Linked DNA regions of Homo sapiens: region 1 is linked to region 2. A link is an interaction called in ENCODE POLR2A ChIA-PET data of the cell type or tissue named here. Cell type or tissue: MCF 10A. All regions are shown on one strand. Each heading gives the region's core, and the rest is flanking DNA. Links, peaks and the distances in the headings are about the cores only.

What was found. Peaks named below come from ENCODE experiments on the same cell type or tissue, not always from the same donor. Only the 100,000 strongest peaks of a DNase experiment are listed, where the experiment ranks them.
Region 1: POLR2A ChIA-PET joins it to region 2 with 5 read pairs; 11 of 35 experiments call an interaction of 5 or more read pairs at or near these places.

The regions. Positions count from the first base shown.
Region 1 is chr1:24,629,079-24,641,284 of GRCh38, reverse strand. No RefSeq gene overlaps it. Among named protein-coding and RNA genes, the nearest start is that of SRRM1, 8.1 kb to the left of the region's middle. In MCF 10A, for the core only: a CTCF peak has its summit at 5,863 (motif pointing right); a DNase peak (open chromatin) is centred at 5,894.
Region 2 is chr1:24,418,308-24,420,807 of GRCh38, reverse strand. It overlaps NIPAL3 (NIPA like domain containing 3), which reads right to left. Exons shown (of 12, transcript NM_020448.5): 2 at 1,168-1,517. The coding sequence starts at 1,260. Among named protein-coding and RNA genes, the nearest start is that of NIPAL3, 3.8 kb to the right of the region's middle. RefSeq lists an enhancer at 1,025-2,224. In MCF 10A, for the core only: no CTCF peak of the experiment used is centred there; a DNase peak (open chromatin) is centred at 1,407.

The DNA.
Region 1 (12,206 bases), core at 4,925-7,424, 220 kb before region 2:
CAGTGGCGCGATCTCGGCTCACTACAACCTCTGCCTCCCGGGTTCAAGCGATTCTCCTGCTTCAGCCTCCCTGGCAGCTGGGACTACAGGTGCGCACCACCACGCGCGGCTAATTATTGTATTTTTAGTAGAGATGGGGTTTTGCCATGTTGGCCAGTCTGGTCTCAAACTCCCAACCTTCACTGATCCTCCCGCCTCGGCCTCCCAAACTGCTGGGATTACAGGCATGAGCCACCACGCTGACCTACTCCTGGATATCTACTGGGCAAACTTAAAGTCCCCACTGCCCCCCCGCAGATGGGGTCTTGCTCTGTCTGCCCAGGTTGGAGTGCAGTGGCAGGATCTCGGCTCACTGCAACCTCCACCTCTCAGTTTCAAGGAATTCTCCTGCCTCAGCCTCCCAAATTGGGAGCTGGGATTACAGACGCCCGCCACCAAGTCCGGCTACTTTTTTTATCTTTAGTGGAGATGGGGTTTCACCATGTTAGCCAGGCTGGTCTGGGACTCCTGACCTCGTGATCCACCTGCCTTGGCCTCCTAAAGTGCTGGGATTATAGGCGTGAGCCACCGTGCCCGGCCTGGGCAAAGTTTTTACTTTAAAGTTTTTACTCGATGGTCACTCACTGAAGCCTAACCTGACTGCCTTGTTGGAAGTTGCTCGGATATCCTCTCTACATCCTGATGCCCGTTACTCTTTTTTTTTTTTTCATAGCTTTTATCACCTAATATGCATTTAACCTGTTTTTTTTTTTTTTTTTTTTTTTTGAGGCAAGGCCTGGCTCTGTCACCCAGGCTGGAGTGCAGTCACGTGATCTTGGCTCACTGCAGCCTCCGCCTCCTGGCTTTAAGCCATCCTCCCACCTCAACCTCTGGAGTAGCTGGGACTACAGGCCCGCACTACCATTCCCAGCTAATTTTTGTATTTTTTGTAGAGATGGGGTTTTGCCATGTTGCCCAGGCTGGTCTCGAACTCATGAGCTCAAGGGATACCTGCCTTGGCCTCCCAAAGTGCTGGGATTACAGGTGTGAGCCACTGCGCCCGGCCGTTTAACCTGTTTTTAATGTTTGTTTATTGTCTGTTCCCCACACTAGAATGTAAGTGCCCTAAAGTCAGGGCTTACTGTTTTGTTCATTCATGTGTCACTAGAAAAGTGACACATGGCATGGGTTCAATAAACATTTGTTCAGTGAATGAAGGCTTTGTCAGACGGCCAAAGACAGGGAAGTGACAGGCCTCCACAGAACAAGCCACTTGACCAGATGGGAACTATGAAATCACAACACCCCACATCTCCCTGACTATTCTCTATGGTTCTGATTAGTCATTCTGTTTTGGGCTTCCTTCACTGTCTCTGTCTGTTTGCTGTCAATCCTATAAATGTTGTTTTTTCTGGTAGTTCTGTCATTGACTACTTTTTCCCTCAACAAAGGTGCCCTCTCTGACCTCTCGGTTTTGATTACCTTTCATATTTCAAACCTGTGTATCTCAGGCACAGGCCTGCTCCAGACCTATATTTTCAACTTCCTGCTCACCTATTCACTTGGATGTCCCATAGGCACCTCACACTCAACATACCCTAAACTGAATTCATCTTCATCCACTTGCCTTCAACCTTCTGGTTTCCCATTCTCAATGAATGAGCCCACCTTTCTTTCTATCATGATTCTTCTCTCTTCCTCACACTCTACAACCAACTCTTGCCTTTTCACCTCTCTTAATAGCTTATGCCTCCCTCTCCTCATCCGTTACTTCTAAGTTGCAGCCACAATAAACTACAGATGCTTGTCTGATTATGAACAGATTTAGATTTCGAATGGCAATTTATTTGTCTATATATTGGTAAGCCTAAAATGACTAAGAGATGATTCAAATGGCACCTCTTCATCAAGCCTTTTCTGAACAACCTTCCAAAAAGGACACCCTCAATCCCCTCACTCTGTCTTACCTTTTTCTTTCTTTTCTTTTGGAGAGAGGGTCACTCTGTAACCCAAGCTGGAGTGCAGTGATGCAATCACAGCTCATTGCAGCCTCCTTAATTTCCCCAGCTCAAGCAATCTTCCTGCTTCAGCACCCTGAGTAGCTGGGACTACAGGTGTGTGCCACCACACCCAGCTAATTTTTAAATTATTTTTTAGAGACGGGGGCTTTATTGTATTGCCCAGGCTGGTCATAAACTCCTGGGCTCAAGTGAGCCTTCCACCTCAGCCTCCGAAAGTGCTGGGGTTATAGTCGTGAGCCACCATGCCTGGCCTATTTTTCTTTTCTTTCTTTCTTTTTTTTTTTTTTTTGGAGACAGGATCTCACTGCGTCACCCAGGCTGGAGTGCATTGGTGTGATCTTGGCTCATTGGTGTGATCTTGGCTCACTGCAGCCTCCACTTTCTGGGCTCAAGTGATGCTGCCACCTTAGCCTTCTGAATAGCTGGGACTACAGGCTCACACCACCACGCCTAGTTAATTTTTGTATTTTTTTCTTTTCGAGATGAAGCTTCACCGTGTTGCCCAGGCTGGTCTCAAAATCCTGAGCTCAAGCAATCTACCTGCCTCATCCTCCCAAAATGCTGGGATTACAAGCACGCACCACTATGCCCAGTCCTATTTTTTATTTATTTATTTATTTATTTTTTTTGAGACAGAGTCTTGCCATCTCCCAGGCTGGAGTGCAGTGGCCCGATCTCGGCTCACTGCAACCTCCGCCTCCCAGGTTCAAGTGATTCTCCTACCTCAGCCTCTTGAATAGCTGGGACTACAGGCATGCACCACCACGCCTGGCTAATTTTTTGTATTTTTAGTAGAGACAGGGTATCACCGTGTTAGCCAGGTTGGTCTTGATCTCCTGACCTCGTGATCTACCCGCCTCAGGCTCTCAAAAAGTGCTGGGATTACAGGCATGAGCCACCGTGCCCAGCCCCTTATTTTTTTTTAAATAACACTTAACATTTCCTGGGATTATTATCTATTTTGTTTATATGTTTACTATCTTCTTCCTTTTTTTTTTTTAAATAAAAAAGCTCTATGTGGGTGTGGATTTGCCCATCCTTGGAGCTCAATAAACATTTGTCGAAATGAGTATATGAATGAGAGTCTAAGGCTGGGCATCATGGTTCATGCCTGTAATCCCAGGACTTTGGGAGGCCAAGGCGGGAGGATTGCTCCAGGCCAAGGGTTTGAGACCAGCCTGGACAACATAGTGAGATACCCCCAACCCCACTGCCCCACCTCTATTTTTAAAAAAGAGTCTAAGACTCAATTTCCAAAAGTATTTCTATCAATGAGTGTCTGTTGGTTAAAATGTTGCAACCACTGATTCTATCAGTAAGAGTCTATACCGGAAAATCTGCTGAGGCCGATGAGCTGCCTACCTGATGATCCCTGCAGATGCAGTGGATAACTACTTGGCAGTGAAAGTTTTTGCAGACACCACCTGTTGCTCACTTTGATGCTGGGCAGATCAAAATAGGTGTTGGCTGGGCACGGTGGCTCACGCCTGTAATCCCAGCACTTTGGGAGGCTGGGGCGGGTGGATCATTTGAGGTCAGGAGTTCAAGACCAGCCTGGCCAACATGGTGAAACCCCGTCTGTACTAAAAAATACAAAAATTAGTCGGGCAGTGGTGGCACACGCCTGTAATCCCAGCTACTTGGGAGGCTGAGGCGGGAGAATCTCTAGAGCCTGGAAGTGGGAGGTTACGGTGAGCCAAGATCGCGACACTGTACTCCAGTCTGGGCGACAGATTGAGACCCTGTCTCAAAAAACAAAAACAAAAAAACAAACAACCAAAATAGGTCTTAATGCCGAGAAGCCACTCCTAGTGAACCTACCATGGCTCTTTTGCTGGGTCTGCTCTTTGAATCCTCAAACTCTGAGCCTCAGAAAGCTAATAGGCATCCAACCTTGGTGCCGATCGTCAAGGCACAGACTCAGATTTTTCCATTTCATCAACAGCTTTTCCTCATTGCTTGGTGATTGATGTTGATGGTTTAGGAGTTTCACCTGTTGCTTGTTCCCTGTGTTCTTCAGAATCCCTCCTACCGAACATTTATTCCATAGGCTGGGGCAGGTTTTATACTTTTCTTATTTTTGTTATCATCTTCACTTTTGTTTCCATCGTTTGCCTCTTCCTTCCACTTCTGCTTTTGTGTTTCCTGGATACAACAGGATTAACAGTCTTCCTAAAGTACTTCAAAAATGTGTAAAAAATGTATAAGCTTAAATTTACCAAGGAAGCTGTGGAATCCAACCAATAGCTCAGATGAAAATGACTGAAGAATAGAAACAGATGCATTTGCTCCAGGAGATATTTTTGAGCACATTAGTGAGTATATTATCTATTGCCGCATAACAAATTACTCCCCACATTTAGCAACTTAGAACAATAAACATTTGTTATCTCTCATTGTTGCTATGCATCAGGAATCTGGGGAGGCTAAGTTGGGTGATACTGGCTCAGGGTTTCTCAAGAGTATATAGTCAAGGTTACAGTCAACTGGGGCTGGAAAATATATTTCCAAGAAGACTCACTTATATAGCTATTGGCTAGAGGCCTCAGTTCCATCCCACAATGATAGGGCATCTTTGGTTTCCATGACATGGCAGCAAATGATCCAAAAGAGAGCAAGACAGAAGCCACAATGTCTTTTGTACCATAACCTCAGAAGTCATGCACAATAGTTTTCATAATATCCTATTGGTTACACAGGTTACCCCCATTAAGTGTTGGAAGGGACTACAGAAGGACATCAATATTATGTCCTTCTGTAGCAGGGGGAGGGTCATCGGGGGTCATCTTGGAGGCTGGCTACCACAGTAAGTGTGTAAGTTGAAACTATTTCAGTGTAGCAGCTTGTATACTTCCAGATCTAGAATGGATGTATTCTTTCTCTCTTTCTCCCCTCAGATCTTTGCACATATTCTGTTCCCTTGGTCTGAAACCACTGTTCCTTCCCAGCCCTTCCTTTGCCCTCCCCACTTTGCCTTTCTACCCTTTAACCCTTTAACTGGCCAGCTCTGATTCTTCCTTTAGGATTTAGTTTAGATATGACCTCTTCCAGGAAGCATTTCTGCTTAGTAGGGCTCAGTATTTATCATCTGATTATCTTTTAGGGAGTTGCTGAGCCTCCCAAAAACCCTGGGTCTAGACCTTCCAAAACAGGATTCAATTTTTCACATATGGTCTCATAGCATATTTTCCACTATATTCTAATCATACACACACACACACACACACACACACACACACACACACACACACACACACATATCTCTACTCTCTTCCCTATGTAAGAGGAACTGTTTGGAGACAAGGACTTTGTCTCTCTCATCTCTTTTTTCTCAGTACCCAAACCAGAATTTGGCAAATAATATGTTCTAAGTAGACGTGCAACAAAAATGCATCTTGGCCAAAATACAGAATGGTTGAGTGTTTAAAATAGTATTTTGCCAAAGCTGAAGATTTACATCGTACAATAAACTTTTGAGATAAAAGAGTAAACTTTTGTTTTTTTGAGATGATGTTTCATTCTTGTTGCCCAGGCTGGAGTGCAATATCGATGCTTTATGATTTCTGAATTTCTCTTGGTCTTCTGTATATTTATTCCATGGTCAATAATTGCATGACACTTTTATTTGTTGCTTCTCCATTCTATAAATAATCAGATTCACTGAGGTTAACTATATGAAGGCCAGAAGTCTCTTGGCAAGAGAAATAAAAGCTTAGTTGAATTTATCATTAATATATAAAGCTGCCAAACTATAAGATTTCTAGTTGGGTTTGCATATACAGATATCAAATAGATGAGACATGGAAGTAGCAATCTGAGATTTCCTGAATCTCACAGTTTTCTAGTCTGATAACAAGAGTCACTAGATGGCGTTCTACTCTCTCAGTATAATGTGCCTCTAATCGGGCAGGACTTGTTCCAAGACTAACTCAACTATCACAAGAGCATGTAGTTTGATTGGTTGTTTTTTACTGAGCCCTTCCTATATGCTTAGCATGGTGTTCTTAGATAGTAAGGGGCACAAAGGAAGTGTAAGTTAGTCCTTGGAGAGTTCATAATATTACCAGAAGAATAACAGCAACAGGCATCAGAGAAAAACGTAACATCTTTGCTTGTCATCCCATGGAAAGACCTCCACAGATGTTATATTCAAGTATTATGTTTGCTTTTTTTTTTTTTTTTTGGAGACAGAGTCTCGCTCTGTCACACAGGCTGGAGTGCAGTGGTGCGATATCAGCTCACTGCAACCTCCGCCTCCCGGGTTCAAGCAATTCTCCTGCCACAGCCTCCCGAGCAAAGCTGGGATTACAGGCATGCGGCATTATGCCAGGCTAATTTTTGTATTTTTATTAGAGATGGGGTTTCACCATGTTGGCCAGGCTGGTCTTGAACTCCTGACCTCAAGTGATATTCCCGTCTTGGCCTCCCAAAGTGCTGGGATTACAGACGTAAGCCACCGTGCCTGGCTGCATTTTTTTTCTTTTCTTTTTTTTTTTTAGATGGAGTCTCACTCTGTTGCCCAGGCTGGAGTGCAGTGGCATGATCTCGGCTCACTGCAACCTCCGGCTCCCGGGTTCAAGCAATTCTCTGACTTCAGCCTCCTAAGTAGTTGGGATTACAGGCATGTGCCAACACACTTGGCTAATTTTTGTATTTTTAGTAGAGATGGAGTTTTACCATGTTTGCTAGGCTGATCTCGAACTTTTGACCTTAAGTGATCCGCCCGCCTCAGCCTCCCAAACTGCCGAGATTACAGACGTGAGCCACTGTGCCCGGCCATGTTTGCATATATATATATTTTAGGTGGAGTCTTGCTCTGTCGCCAGGCTGGAGTGCAGTGGCACGATCTCGGCTCACTGCAACCTCTGCCTCCCAGGTTCAAGCAATTCTCCTGCCTCAGCCTCCCAAGTAGCTGGGACTACAGGCACACCACCACGGCTGGCTAATTTTTGTTATTTTTAGTAGAGACGGGGTTTCACCATGTTGGCCAGGATAGTCTCATCTCTCGACCTCGTGATCTGCCCATCTCGGCCTCCCAAAGTGCTGGGATTACAGGTGTGAGCAACCGCGCCCAGCCCATGTTTGCATATTTTTAAAACAAGAGCTGGAAGAATAAGAGCAGCACCCATCAGATGGGAAATGAAGAACCATGGTTGGAATTCCCTGTACCTGTCTATGTTCTCTCTGTATTTAGATGGCAGTACTTTTCTTTTATATGGGATTTCATAATAATAATTACCATTTTGGGGGGGTCATATTATGTCAGGCTTTGTGTTAATGCTTTAAACACTTTAGCTAATTCAGTCTTCACAATAATATCTAGCAGATTGTTACAGGCTGAATTGTCTCCCCCTCCCAACCCCTGGCCGAATTGTCTCCCCCTCTCAACCCCTGCCCTGTCCCTTCACCATCTCCAAATTCATATTGAGGTCCTAACCTCCAGTACCTTGGAATGTGACTGTATTTGGAGATAGCGTCCTTAAAAAGGTAATTAAGTTAGAATGAGACCATTAGGTGGGTCCTTATCCAATATAATTGGAGTCCTTATAAGAAGGGGAAATTGGCTGGGCACAGTGACTCATGCCTGTAATCCCAGCACTTTGGGAGGCCGAGGTGAGCGGATCACTTGAGGTCAGGGGTTCGAGACCAGCCTGGCCAACATGGTGAAACCCCATCTCTACTAAAAACACAAAAATCAGCTGGGCGTAGTGGCAGGTGCCTGTCGTCCCCGCTACTTGGGAGGCTGCGGCAGGAGAATTGTTGAACCTAGGAGGCGGAGGTTGCAGTGAGCCAAGATCGTGCCACTGCACTCCAGCCTGGGTGACAGAGCAAGACCTATCTCAAAAATAAATAAATAAATAAAGAAGAAGAGGAAATTAAGATACAGACGCACACACAGAGGGAAGACCAAATTAAGACATAAGGAGCAGACGGCCACCTATAAGCCAAGGAGAGATGCTTCAGAAGAAAACAACCCTGCTGACACTTGATCTTGGACTTCCAGCCTCCAGAACAGTGATAAAATACACTTCTGTTGCTTAAGCCACCCAGTGTGTGATACTTTGTTATGGCAGCCCTAGCAAGCTAATACATCGGTATTATTCCTGTTTTACAGATGAGTACAGTAAGGCGTGAGAAAAAGTGAGTTGTGTAAAATCACACAGGCAACATACAACAGAACTTACTTTCAGGGTTTGGTCCATCTGCTTAGGGTTAAGACCACATTACCAGTTGCTTGACATTCATGTAGGTGTTAAAGCAAATGGCTGGAGGAGGGAATATAGACAGATCTTATCTTTCTGGTGAATGAGCAAACAAGCCTTTCTTCATCTGGCCAGTGACTGCCTCCCAGCTGGTTCCCAAATCCACAAGGTGAGAGGAAGGGAAAGCCAGTGAGGCCTGTGCCAATTTTCTTCACCTTCAGGCCCAGCAACACTTGGACAGCAGGGGTCATAGTGGTCAGTGATTAAAAATCATCCTTGACTTCATTTAAAAATAATCAATAGCTCTTGTTGCTCTAAGTGGCCTTTCTTTTTTCTCTTTACCTCCCACACCCAAATTCCCTAGCTAGGCAGGGTCCTTAACACATTGTCTTGTAAATGTAGGGCTGGCTAGAGACCATTCAGCATATATGATAAACAAGACTTCTCTTTTGACCCTGGAGAATTGTAGTCCAGTTACCCATGGGCAATAGATAAAGACCCTTAGGCTGGATAGGTATGAAGATGAAGTCTATGAGTCCATGAATTATTGAAGTCCAAGTTCCAGCCCATGAGGGTTGCTTACATTGCAGGGAGGGTCATCACCCCTTATCAAGTGGACAAATTGCGGCTATTTGCTTATATGTCAAACCTACAACCAGATAAGGGGGGGTGGTAGAACCAGGATGTGCAGCAATCATATCTAGAATCAACATATTCACTAATATGCATATAGCCAATATGCATATAGCAAGGATGTGAACAACACCACCCCTATGGAAACTATTCACAGAAAGGAAGCTCCCAACTACAGAAAAGAAGAAGGCTAAGCTTTCTTTTTTTTTTTTTTTTTTTTTTTTTTTTGAGACGGAGTCTCGCTCTGTCGCCCAGGCGGGACTGCGGACTGCAGTGGCGCAATCTCGGCTCACTGCAAGCTCCGCTTCCCGGGTTCACGCCATTCTCCTGCCTCAGCCTCCCGAGTAGCTGGGACTACAGGCGCCCGCCACCGCGCCCGGCTAATTTTTTTTGTATTTTTAGTAGAGACGGGGTTTCACCTTGTTAGCCAGGATGGTCTCGATCTCCTGACCTCATGATCCACCCGCCTCGGCCTCCCAAAGTGCTGGGATTACAGGCGTGAGCCACCGCGCCCGGCCAGAAGGCTAAGCTTTCATAGCTCCATAACACTGGCTTCCACAACAGGAATGCCTGTTATTCTTCCATTCTGCTAAGTCTCAGGCAGCAGCTGGAAAGAGAGTGAGGAGCTTCTATATGTACAAGGTAACTAATGGACCATCGTAGACACTCACCTAGAGATTAAGATACTGTGGCCTTGGCTGGGCTCAGTGGCTCATATCTGTAATCCCAGCACTTTGGGAGGCCAAGGTGGGTGGCTCACTTGAATCCAGGAGTTTGAGACCAGCCTGGACAACAGGGCGAAACTCTGGCTCTACAAAAAATAAAAGATTAGCTGAGTGTGGTGGCATGTGCCTATATTCCCAGCTGCTCTGGAGGCTGGAGGACCACTTAAGCCCAGGAGTTAGAAGCTGCAGTGAGCAGTGAGCTATGATTTTGCCACTGAACTCCAGCCTGGATTTTTTTTTTTTTAAAGAAAAGCTGTTTTAGTGAAAGCTCAAGAGATGGGTGAATGGGTGAAGGAGAGAAATCTTTATAATGCCCTGAGAGGCTGGAGGCTAATCTATATAATAAAGGGAAAAGAGTGTTGGCTGGTCATGGTAGTTTACGCCTGTAATCCCAGCACTTTGGGAGGTAGAGGCGGGCGGATCATATGAGGCCAGGAGTTCAAGACCAGCCTGGGCAGTATAGCGAGACCCCATCTCTACTAAAAACATAAAAATTAGCCAGAATGATGGCGCATGCCTGTAATCCCAGCTACTGGGGAGGCTGAGGCACAAGAATTGCTTGAACCTGGGAGGGAGAGGTTGCAGTCAGTGGCCACTGTGCCACTGTACTCCAGTCTGGATGATAGAGTGAGACCCTGTCTCAAAAAGAAAAAAAAAAGAGGGTTAAAGAGAGAAGAGATTGTTTGGAGAGGAAGAGGCAACAGAGCAGCTACAGGTATCAGGGAACTGAACAGAAGTAGATAGGATTATTAACTGGGTCCCCTTTGCTGGTTTTTGAAAAATATGATTGGATTTTTGGATTTTTTTTTCACTATTTTTGACTACTGGACTCTTTATTTGAATGTGTGATACTAACATCTGGGCCATAAAGGACCCAAGATTTATTCAGATTATTCAGATACTTAAAACAGAGAAAAATGACTCTTCACTTATTATTATCATTACTACTTTTAGAGACAGGCTCTTGATCTGTCACCCAGGCTGGAGTGCAATGGCACAACTATAGCTCACTGTAACCTCAAACTCCTGGGCTCAAGCTATTCTCCTGCCTCAGCCTCCCGAGTAGCTGGGACTACAGGCATGTGCCAAATGTGCCAACATGCCTGGCTAATTTTTTTTTTTTTTTGGTAAAGATGAGAAGGTCTTGCTATGTTGATCAGGCTGATCTCAAACTCCTGGCCTCGAGCAATCCTTCCACCCATCTACACCTCCCAAAGTGTAGGGATTACAGGCATGAGCCACCACGCCCAGCTGCAGTACATTTTTGGTGGTGATGGTCAGGAGGTTCAGACATCAAGCTTGCCATAAAACTCAAGTTTACTTCTCCTTGATTATAAACCCCTCCCACACCAGCGTGATTCCAGTTCACCTGAAACTCTAAGAATATTCTGCCATCTTGGTAGATGGTCCTCTGTGATTGCTGTGGTCGGTTACTGAAGGCTTTTTTTTTTTCTCCTGACTGACATTTGTGAATCCAGCCATGTACCAGAGGTTTGTCATAAACCCCTGGCCTATAAGGCCATCTCCCTGGACAAGAGAAGTGTTTTCCGCTGTAACCCACAAAAACTAGGTAGGAAAGGAGAGTAGAGTCATGTTTAGATCTCTTGGGTTATGATGAAAATTGCTTAAGAAAATTAGATTTTAGGCCGGGCACGGTGGCTCACACCTGTAATCCCAGCACTTTGGGAGGCCGAGGCAGGCGGATCACGAAGTCAGGAGATCGAGACAATCCTGGCTAACACGGTGAAACCCCATCTCTACTAAAAAAATTAGCCAGGCATAGTGGCGGGCGCCTGTAGTCCCAGCTACTTGGGAGGCTGAGGCAGGAGAATGGCGTGAACCCGGGAAGCGGAGCTTGCAGTAAGCGGAGATCGAGCCACTGCCCTCCAGCCTGGGCGACAGAGCAAGACTCCGTCTCAAAAAAAAAAAAAAGAAAGAAAATTAGATTTTAGACAATTTAGTTATGGGCATGTGTCAGAGTTTTGTTACAATCATGTTACAAGGGAAAAGGACTTTAGTAAGCCAATTAATAAATTTGCTCTCTTAAAGAAAAAGAAAATGAGTACATAATCACTGAGAAGAGATAAAGAAAGAAAAAAGGATTGGTTCAAGATTACTAGGCTCTTAACAGAATACTCACAGGTAGCCTCTCAGAAAAAAGTCAATCGGATAGAAGTTTTTTGTTTTTTTTTTTTTGGAGACAGAGTCTCACTCTGTCGCCCAGGCTGGGGTGCAGTGATGTGATCTTAGCTCACTACAATCTCTGCCTCCCGGGTTCAAGAGATTCTCCTGCCTCAGCCTGCTGAGTAGCTGGGACTGCACGCATGCATGCACCACCACGCCCGGCTAATTTTTTTGTATTTTTAGTGGAGGTGGGGTTTTACCATGTTGCCCAGGCTGGTCTCAAACTCCTGGCCTCAAATGACCCACCCACCTCAGCCTCCCAAAGTGCTGGGATTACAGGCATGAGCCACCATGCCTGGCACCCAGAATAAGTCTTAATCATAGTTCATCAGAAAATAATGTAAACATTTTCTCAAGAATGGTATTTTTTTTCCTAGAGAAAAACTGGGAATTATATCCTACAAAAACATTTTGCCTCAGATCAGGTTTAGGACAATTTCCCTTTTACCAAGATTAAATGA
Region 2 (2,500 bases), core at 1-2,500:
AGACAGCCTGAATATCCAGCAATGAGGATCTGTTGAGCAAATTTTGACACAGCAGCTCAACGGATTATTGGGCAATCATTCGAAAAGTATGCTTTCAGTCACTACTTGATGACATGGGGAAATATTCCACAAGTAAGGTCAAGTTAAACAACCAAGATACAAAACTTTATGTGCAATGTGACCCCAAATTTATAATACTAGAAAAAAACAAGGAGATATACTGAAATCCGAATGAAAATTATCTCCAAGTAATGGAGTAGGTGATATACATACATACCTATATATATATATACTTTTTTTTTGGCATCAGGGTCTTGCTCTGTCACCCAGGCTAGAGTGCAGTGGTGCAATCATAGCTCACAGCACCCTCAAACTACTCTTAGGCTCAAGCAATCCTCCCGTCTCAGCCTCCTGAGTAGTTAGGACTACAGGCACATGCCACCACACCTGGCTAATTTTCAATTGTTTTGTACAGGCGGGGTATCACTATGTTGCCCAGGCTGGTTTCAAACTTCTGGCCTCAAGAGATCCTCCCGCCTTGGCCTCCCAACGTGCTGGAATTACAGCCATGAGCCACCACAACTGGCCCAGAGTAGGTGATTTTTTAAAAATCAAATCTTCTAAGTGGGAATGCATTCCTTTTATTCTATACCTTTTATGGTGTTTCTCTGCCTCCCTATTTTTATGTATTTTAATGAGCATCTCTTTTTTTTTTTTTTTTCCTTTTGAGACAGAGTCTCACTCTGTCACCAGGCTGGATAACAGCGGCACCATCTCAGCTCACTGCAACCTCCACCTCCTTGGTTCAAGTGATTCTCCTGCCTCAGCTTCCCGAGTAGCTGGGACTACAGGTGGGCACCACCACGCCCAGCCAATCTTTGTGTTTTTAGTAGAGACGGGGTTTCACCATGCTGGCCAGAATGGTCTCAATCTCTTGACCTCGTGACCCGCCCACCTCCCAAAGTGCTGGGATTACAGGTGTGAGCCACCACTCCCGGCCCATCTCTTGTCTTTTGCTTACACATTCCCTTGTCTGTGTGAAGAGCCTGCCTGTTTCTACCAGTGACAGGCATGCAGACCCCATACATATCTGTTAGCCAATGCAGAGCACTGTGTAACTTCCTTGCTAGGAAAATACAAATTCCCAAACCCCAAAAAAGCCCTTGCCTTGTAGGAGAAGGAGGCCTCGCTTACGGCGCTGGAGCTACTTGTGGGAGGCAGCTGCTGCAGCTTCAGGGCTGCGCTGTGGGATCCGTCCATGGTGGTCTAGTGGCGCATCCCACAGGGCCTGGCCTAGGAGGTGGAGCTGCTGCTAGGCGGGGCCCAGGCCAGATGCCATCTCTCCTTGTGGTGTTCACCTCCCTCCAGCAGCCGTCACTTCCTCATGACAAAAGAATACTTCAAGGCTGTTTTGGCAGATTTACAGCCTTCTCCTCAGCTTCACTCAGAGAAGTGCCAATTTCCGTGGCTCTCCCAGGCAGACAGAGAGGGGTGTGTTTTCCAGTTCTTGCGGTGCTCTAGGGTGGTGGAGAGGAACATTAAAAATGCATGGACAAGGAAACACTGAGCCCAGCTTTGTTATCTGAGAAGAGAATACCATTCAGATAAAACGTAACCGGCCATGACAAGTGAGTCCATTAAAAAAATTCTTCAAAATTCAATTCTAGCAGTTAAAAACAAGTCCTATCATGCCTTTGTCCTCCCCTTAATACAAACCTGACTCATCTATCTCAAAAGCTTTCTCCCTGGCCCTTAATGTTCCCTTTCCTCCTCCACTCTGCTTCCTTCCTCCCATCGCACCCTAACTTAAATCCTCCCTTTTTCCATAGCTCTTGAGCACAAGAAGTAGAATACTAACTTCTCCAGGTCTCAAAAAAAAAAAAAAAACAATTCCACTACCACGAAAAGGGAACTATTTAAGTTTCAGCTTAGGAAGAAAAGAATCAGAAGAAAAGCTACATCCATGGAAAACAGAAGAACTGGCCTGCTACCGAGGATTGGCCTGACACAGGTGAGGTGACACTGGTCTCGGAGGTGGAAAACCTGTGTGACCAGGTAACTCTGCCTCTCAGAGATTCAGTTGCCTCCTCTGTAAAGTGGGGGTAATAATGTGGCCTCAAATAAACCCAGCAATGATGAGAATCCCTACTAATTTCATCGGACTTATATTTTCAGTGCTTCCCGAACTTTTCCTTTTTTTGGAGACAGAATCTCACTCTGTCATCCAAGCTGGAGTGCAGTGGCACAAACATGGCCTCAAGCTGGGCTCAAGCAATCCTCCCTCAGCCTCCCAAGTAGCTGGGACCTCAGACGCGTGCCACAAGGCCTGGCTAATTTTTTTGTAGAGACAGGGTTTCGCCATGTTATCAGGCTGGTCTTGAACTCTTAGGCTCAAGCAGTCCACTTGCCTCAGCCTCCCAAAGTGCTAGGATTACAGGTGTGTGCCACTTCTCAAAATTTGCTACCAAACAGAGAAGAGAAAGTATACTTCTAGTGTCCT